Linked DNA regions of Homo sapiens: region 1 is linked to region 2. Evidence: read pairs that join two places in POLR2A ChIA-PET (ENCODE). Cell type or tissue: PC-3. All regions are shown on one strand. Each heading gives the region's core, and the rest is flanking DNA. Links, peaks and the distances in the headings are about the cores only.

The links. ChIA-PET counts read pairs that join two places held together with the same protein. Peaks named below come from ENCODE experiments on the same cell type or tissue, not always from the same donor. Only the 100,000 strongest peaks of a DNase experiment are listed, where the experiment ranks them.
Region 1: POLR2A ChIA-PET joins it to region 2 with 6 read pairs; 3 of 35 experiments call an interaction of 5 or more read pairs at or near these places.

What each region holds. Positions count from the first base shown.
Region 1 is chr14:74,676,165-74,680,976 of GRCh38, forward strand. AREL1 (apoptosis resistant E3 ubiquitin protein ligase 1) reads right to left here. Exons shown (of 20, transcript NM_001039479.2): 6 at 419-588; 7 at 1-157. Among named protein-coding and RNA genes, the nearest start is that of AREL1, 35 kb to the right of the region's middle. In PC-3, for the core only: no CTCF peak of the experiment used is centred there; no DNase peak of the experiment used is centred there.
Region 2 is chr14:74,565,925-74,568,424 of GRCh38, forward strand. The region is part of intron 3 of LTBP2 (latent transforming growth factor beta binding protein 2); the gene reads right to left. Among named protein-coding and RNA genes, the nearest start is that of LTBP2, 45 kb to the right of the region's middle. In PC-3, for the core only: no CTCF peak of the experiment used is centred there; a DNase peak (open chromatin) is centred at 1,037; H3K27ac peaks cover 2,459 bases.

The sequences.
Region 1 (4,812 bases), core at 1,386-3,885, 110 kb after region 2:
CACCATTATTGATTGGCTGATTTTGGTATGAAATGCAAGCATGGAAGCAGCCTCGAGAATGCAGGGTGAGTCGCAAGAACACCTGGAAAGTCTGCCTGTTGGATGTTACTGATTTCTCAAATGAGACACCAGTACTCTCTTCTTCTTGAGGGCCGAGCTATAGGAAGGCAACAGAGCATCACTTAACATATAGTATTTTCCCATTTACAAGCCACTTTACTCCTTACAAAGAGCTTTCCTATCTATGATCTAATCTAAATCACAAAATTACTAATGAGACAGGTATTGTCAGATGAAGATACAGACAGCACAGAAGTCAAGGAGAAGGAAAGAGAGATCGAAGTGAATTAGGTGTGAGAATAACAGAGAAAGGAGCCAGCTCTCTCTAGCACACAGATAAAGAAGGGAGACTGCTTACCTCATGAATGGACAAGGTGTAATTGTGCTCATCTCTCAAGGACATGGAATTGTTGGTGGGATTATCATACTCATCTCGGGGTACTATTTGAAGGGTGTGCGGCTGCCCACAGGTCAATACAAGAGTAGAAAAGTGGCACACAATTTTGGTCTTAGAAGGAACCACCATTCCTGGAACAAAGACAATGGAATCTAACATTTATTTATTTTATTTTTTTATTTTTATTTTTTTTGAGATGGAGTCTCGCTCTTTCGCCCAGGCTGGAGTGCAGTGGCGCAATCTCGGCTCACTGCAAGCTCTGCCTTCCGGGCTCATGCCATTCTCCTGCCTCAGCCTCCCGAGTAGCTGGGACTATAGGTGCCCGCCACCATGCCCAGAGAATTTTTTTTTGTATTTTTAGTGGAGACGGGGTTTCACTGTGTTAGCCAGGATAGTCTCGATCTCCTGACCTCCTGATCCGCCCGCCTTGGCCTCCCAAAGTGCTGGGATTACAGGCGTGAGCCACCACGCCCGGCTGGAATCTAACATTTAAAGGTGCTCTTCAGGGCACAAAGATCTGCTCAGTGGGTCCTAGAAAGCTAGGTTTCCTCCCAATTCCTAGGGATAAATAACACTATCAAGAGGAAGAGAGGCCAGGTGCGGTGGCTCACACGTGTAATCCCAGCACTTTGGGAGGCCAAGGCCAGAGAATCCCTTAAGGATCCCTTAAGAAGTTCAAGACCAGCTTGAGCAACATAGCAAGACCATCTCTACAAAAAATAAAAATTAGCCAGGCATGGTGGTTCATGCCTGTGTCCCAGCTACTCAGGAAGCTAAGGCAAGAGGATCACTTTTGCCCAGGAGGTAAAGGCTACAGTGAGCTATGACCACACCATTGCATTCTAGCCTGTGTGACAAAGGGAGACCCTGTCTCTCTCCTTTTTTTTTTTTTTTTTTTTTTTTGAGACAGAGTCACGCTCTGTCACCCAAGCTGGAATGCAGTGGCACGATCTCGGCTCACTGCAACCTCTGCCTGTCGGGTTCAAGCGATTCTCCTGCCTCAGCTGAGTAGCTGGGACTACAGGCACCCGCCACTACACCCAGCTAATTTTTGTATTTTTAGTAGAGACAGCGTTTCACCATATTGGCCAGGCTGGTCTCAAACTCCCCACCTTGTAATTTGCCCGCCTCGGCCTCCCAAAGTGCTGGAATTACAGGCGTAAGCCACGGTGCCCAGCTAACCCTGTCTCTTTATTAAAAAAAAAAAAAAGAGGAAAAAACAGAAATAGAGAAATTTAAATGAATTTGGGGAATTATTTTTGTTACAAATTCTTAACCACTGCAAACCCTAAGTAAAATGAAAAAAACTTGGAAGAAATAAAACAAAAAAACCAACAAACAACTAAACAAATGGAGACATGTTTATGGAAGATCCAACATAGTACAGATGTCAATTTTCCCCAAATTGATATATAGGTTTAACACAATTCTTATCAAAGTTCCAGCAAGATTATTTATAGATTTAGTTAAGATTATTCTAAAATTTAAATGGAAAGGCAAAGGAACTAGAATACTAAAACAATTTTGAAAAAGAAGAATAAAGTGGAGTCAGCTTACCAATTTCAAGACTTATTATAAGAGCTACAGTAATCAGGCTGTGTGACTTGGCTCACGCCTGTAATCCCAACACTTTGGAAGGCCAAAGCAGGAAGATTACTTGAGTCCAGGAGTTCGAGACCACCCTGGGCAACATAGTGAGACCCTATTCCTACAAAAAAGATAAAAAATTAGCTAAGCACGGTGGTGCACGCCTGTAGTCCCAGCTACTCGGGAGGTTGAGGCAGGAGGATCACTTGAACCCAGGAGGCCAAGGCTGCAGTGAATCATGATCGCACCACTGCACTCAGCCTGGGTGACAGAGTGAGACCCTGCCTCAAAAAAAAAAAAGAAAAGAAGAGGGAGCTACAGAAATCAAGATTCTGTGGTACTGGAGGAGGGATAGGTACACAGATTAATGAAATAAGCCCCCACAAATATGTCCAACTGCTTTTTGATAAAGGTACAAAAGCAATGTAATAGAAAATGAAAGATCACCTTTCCAACAAATGATGCTGGAGTAAAGACATGTATAAGCAAAAAAAAAAAAAAAAAAAAGAGGACCTTGACCCAAATCTATTAAAATTAACTAAAAATGGATCATGACCCTAAATACACATTTTCAAACTGTAAAAACTTTTGGGAAAAAAAGAGAACATCTTCAGGATCTGAGACCAAAGATTTCTTAGACACCAACAGTTTGACCATAAAAGAAAAAAATGGATGCACTGGATTTCTTTCTTTCTTTTTTGAGACAGGGTCTCACTTTGTCACCCAGGCTGGAGTGTAGTGGCAAGATCACAGCTCACTGCAGCCTCAACCTCCTGGGCTTGTTATCCTACCACCTCACTTCTCCACCCTACTCCCCAGTAGCTGGGACTAAAGGTGCACGCCACCACACCCAGCTAATTTATAAATTTTTTGTAGAGATGAGGTCTCACTATGTTGCCCAGGCCGGTCTTGAACTCCTGGGCTCAAGTGATTCTCCCACCTCAGAAAGTGGATTTCATCAAAATTGAAAACATGTGCTCTGTGAATAACTCTGTTAAGGGAATAAGAAGAAAAGCTCAGCCTGAGCAACATGGCAAAGCCCCATCTCTACAAAAAATATAAAAATTAGCCAGGTGTGGTGGCACATGCCACAGTCCCAGCAACTTGGGAGGCTGAGATGGGAGATCACCTAAGCCGGGAGAGGTCAAGGCTGCAGTGAGCCATGACTATGCTACTGCACGCCATCATGGGTGACAGAGTGATACCCTGTCTCCAAAAAGAAATAAAGAAAAGCTACAGATGGGGAGAAAATATTTGCAGACCATATGTTTAACAAAGGACTAGCATATAGAATATATACAGAACTCTCAAAAGTCAACAGTAAAAAGCCAAAATGGGCCGGGCACGGTGGTTCATGCCTGTAATCCTAGCACTTTGGGAGGCCAAGGTGGATGGATCACCCGAGGTCAGGAGTTTGAGACCAGCCTGTCTAACAGGGCAAAACCCCATCTCTACTAAAAACACAAAAAACTAGCCAGGCATGATAGCAGATGCCTGTAATCCCAGCTACTTGGGAGGCTGAGGCAGGAGAATTGCTTGAACATGGGAGGCGGAGGTCGCAGTGAGCTGAGATTGTGCCATTGCACTCTAGCTTGGGCGTCAGAACGAGACTCCATCTCAAAAAAAAGAAAATAATAATAAATAAATAAATAAATAATAATAATCCCATTAGATAATGGGCAAAAGGGCCAGGTGTGGTGGCTCACGCCTGTAATCCCAGCACTTTTTGGGGCCAAGGGGGTGGATCACTTGAGCTCAGGATTTCGAGACCTGCCTGGCCAACATGGCAAAACTCTGTCTCTACAAAATATACAAAAATTAGCCAGGCGTGGTGGTGCCTGCCTGTAATCCCAGCTACTCAGGAGGCTGACACAGGAGAATTGCCAGAACCTGGGAAGAGGAGGTTGGTTGCAGTGAGTCAAGGTAGCACCACTGTACACCAGCCTGGGCAAGAGCAAGGATGTCTAAAAAAAAAAGAAAAAAAGAAAGAAAGAAAAGAAAAGAAAAGAGAAAAGAAAAGAAAAGAAAATGGACAAAAGACACGAAGAGACATTTCACCAAAGGATACATAGATGACAGACAGGCACATGAAAAGATGTTCAATAGCATTAACTATTTAAGAAATGCAAATTAAAAGCACAATGAGATACCACTACACACTTATCACAATGGCTAAAATAAAAAATAATGACAGCATTAAATGTTAGCAAGGATGTGAAGAAACTGGATTATTCATACATTGCTGGTGGGAATGTAAAATGCTACAGCCACTCTGGAAAAGAATTTGGCAATTTAAAAGAAACTAAGCATACAACTCCAATACATCTCAGCAACTGCATACTAGAGAAATGAAAATTTATGTTCACATAAAAACCTGTAAGTGAATATTTATAGCAGCTTTATTCATCATAGCCCCCAAATGGAAACAACCCAGATGACCTTTAACAGATGAATAGTTAAACAAACTGGTACATTCAGACCACAGAATATACGTAGAGAATCCCTAATCCAAAAACCAGAAATCCAAAATGCTCCAAAATCCAAAACATTTTGGGTACCTACATGATACTCAAAGGAAATGCTCACTGAAGCATTTAGGGTTTCAGATTTTTGGCCTAGGGTGCTGAAGTGGTAAGTAAGTATATTGCCAATATTCCAAAACCCCCAAAAATCCAAAATCCAAGACACTTCTAGGCAGACATAGTGGCTCATGCCTGTAATCCCAGCACCTTGGGAGGCCAAGGCAGGAGGATTGCTTGAGGCCAGGA
Region 2 (2,500 bases), core at 1-2,500:
GCCTGCTACCACTTGTCTGCTAGCACACGATTAAACAAACGAACAAGCCGTAAATTAATATTAACGGAAAAATGTGGCAACAGCCTATCATACTTCATCCCACAGTTTGCGCTTTTCACGGACACGTGCGTGTGCCTATAGCTGGGTTTTTTTTTTTAATTTTTTTTATGCATACATAGACAATCGTCATAGTTTCTGCTAATAAAACTGTTCCCAGCTCTAATCATGAAATTAAGTATATTGATATTTCGTGGTACTCCTTATGACTTCCAGGTGTTCTGACACCTAAACAGTTTGAGAAATGTAAGAGGAAAGAGAACAAAGAAGGGCAGAGGGGGCCTAGGGAACACCAACGCTTAAGAGGCAGACAGAGGGAGAGGCTCTGAAGGCATCTGGAAGGGAGCAGCCAGAGGAATAGGAAGGATCTAGGAGAAAGCTCCAAGAGAGGAAGGCGTTCCCAGAACTCTCTCTGCTGCCGGCCAAAGCGCAGAGGCTGCTCCTTCCTGCGGCTGCAGGGGCAGCTCACTTCAGCTTAACATGCCCTGTGTTTCCCTGATGGCTTGGTCTCCCCTGAGGATCTGGGTGCTGGCAAGGCAGAGGAAGGCCCTTGCAGAGCTCTGCTCCTTTCTCCTCCTGTCTGGCCAGGCAGGCCCTTGGCTGCCAAACCCCTGGGGACCTAAGATAGGGAGACGAGTAGGGACAGCATGTTCAACGGGCCCAGAGCCTGGATTGGAATCTGTACCTTCTTGTTGCCTGGCACGCTGATAGGGCATCATCAACATTCCCTGGTGCCTATCCTAAAGGGTCGAGAGCCAGCCCTCTCCCCCGTGTCCCCAAGGAGTCTCAAGATCACTCCTGCTGCTGTGTCTGCTTGGCGCACCCACCCAACCTCTTTGCCCTCATCAGTCAGCTCCAGGCACCCCACTCACCCCACCTGGCTGCCATGAGTCACATCCCCAGTGCTCTGAGGCTCTGGGCCTCTAGCTCTTCCTATGGCCACACCTAGGTCTGAAAGGACTGGATTCCCCAGCACACAGACCCCAGGGGATGACCCTGCCAGGCTGTGGGTGGGGAGGAGGTAGAGCCCTGGGGCAGTCTCTCCTGTCCAGACCACACCCTGCCCTGCTTCCCAGACAGCTCAAGGGAACACAGCATTCCTGTTTCAGGCAGGGAGACGGAGGGAGGCATGAGCTCTGCGTGTCGGGGTTAATGTCAGGGAGGGGCACCCAGCCCTTGCCTGCAGCCCGGTCCCCCCTCAAGGGCAGCCCTGAAGTAGGTGCTGCCTCAGTTTCTAAAGGGTCCAGAGACTCCTAGGAGCCACATCTCTCCCCTCCACCCTCCAGCCCCCTCATGTGTTGGTCCACTGTGAACACTTTTCCACCGAGCAGCCAGCCTTTAGGCTGCCGGGCTGCCAAGCCCTGGCCCCTCGAGATCCTGCGCGGCCTTTGTTCCCTCCTGGCAGGGTAAGAGAGCCAGGCAAGAGAGCCAGAGCGAGCTGCCTGGGCACTGGGCTCACACCCGGGCCACCTCAGGGGCAGAGGCGGGGTGGGGGTGGCCCTGAGAGGTTCTCAGGGCTCCAGGAAATGCCCCTCATTTTCTCCCTAGCTTGCCCATGTGTCCAGCTGCTGTGGCGATAGCCCTCTTCTTCCCACCAGGAAAAAGAGCCCCTCTAAGTGCTTCCCTGTCTCCTTCTGGGCCCAGCTGGACCACCCAAAGGGTTGCAGCTCGGCGGGGGACACAGACCCCCAGGAGGGAAGGGACTGGGCCTTACCCTCTTCATATCTTCCATGGAGTCGTCACAGCGCTGGGCACACAGCTGCTGCCCTGAAAATATTTCTCACACTCAACTTCAGACTTCTCCATGGCTTCTCCCAGTCCTCCTGCCTCACTGGAACCATCTCCCCAGCCCTAGCTGGGCCCCATTCCTCAGCCACCCAGGGCCCGCAGGCAGTCTGAGGCCCCTGGCTCCGAGTTCCCTCGGGAAGACTTGTCAGCACACGGTGAACCTGGATTTCATGAATTCGTCGTTCAACCACCGCCAACGTGCACCGTCCCATCAGGCATTATGCAAAGGGCATCTTTCCCACCAAGAGCTTGCCACCCAGACTGGGGGGCAGGGGGTAGGGAGAGGCCGAGCATACCTGGTGCCTTCGCACAAATCACAAGAGGCCTCTCTGGGCAGCCAGTTTACAGAAGTTGCCCTACTTCCTTCAGGCTGATGTAGCGTGGTCCCGGTGCTGGGTGAGCAGAACACAGGCTAGATTTTGGCCCCAGGGTTCATCTCCTGCCTGGCACCCTTGTGCAGGACACAGCAGGTACACTATATACAGCAGCCCCGGGCCAGCCCCCTGCATGCGAGCATTTCATAACAATCCAAGAGCAGAGATGGAGGAGAGGGGCAGAAGCCAGGAGTCTTATGGCCAGGTAAGCTGTCCAGCCAGCATGTTCCAGCGCGGCCGTGGGGCTGGATCACTGGGGAATGCTTTCCAGAGGGTGGGAG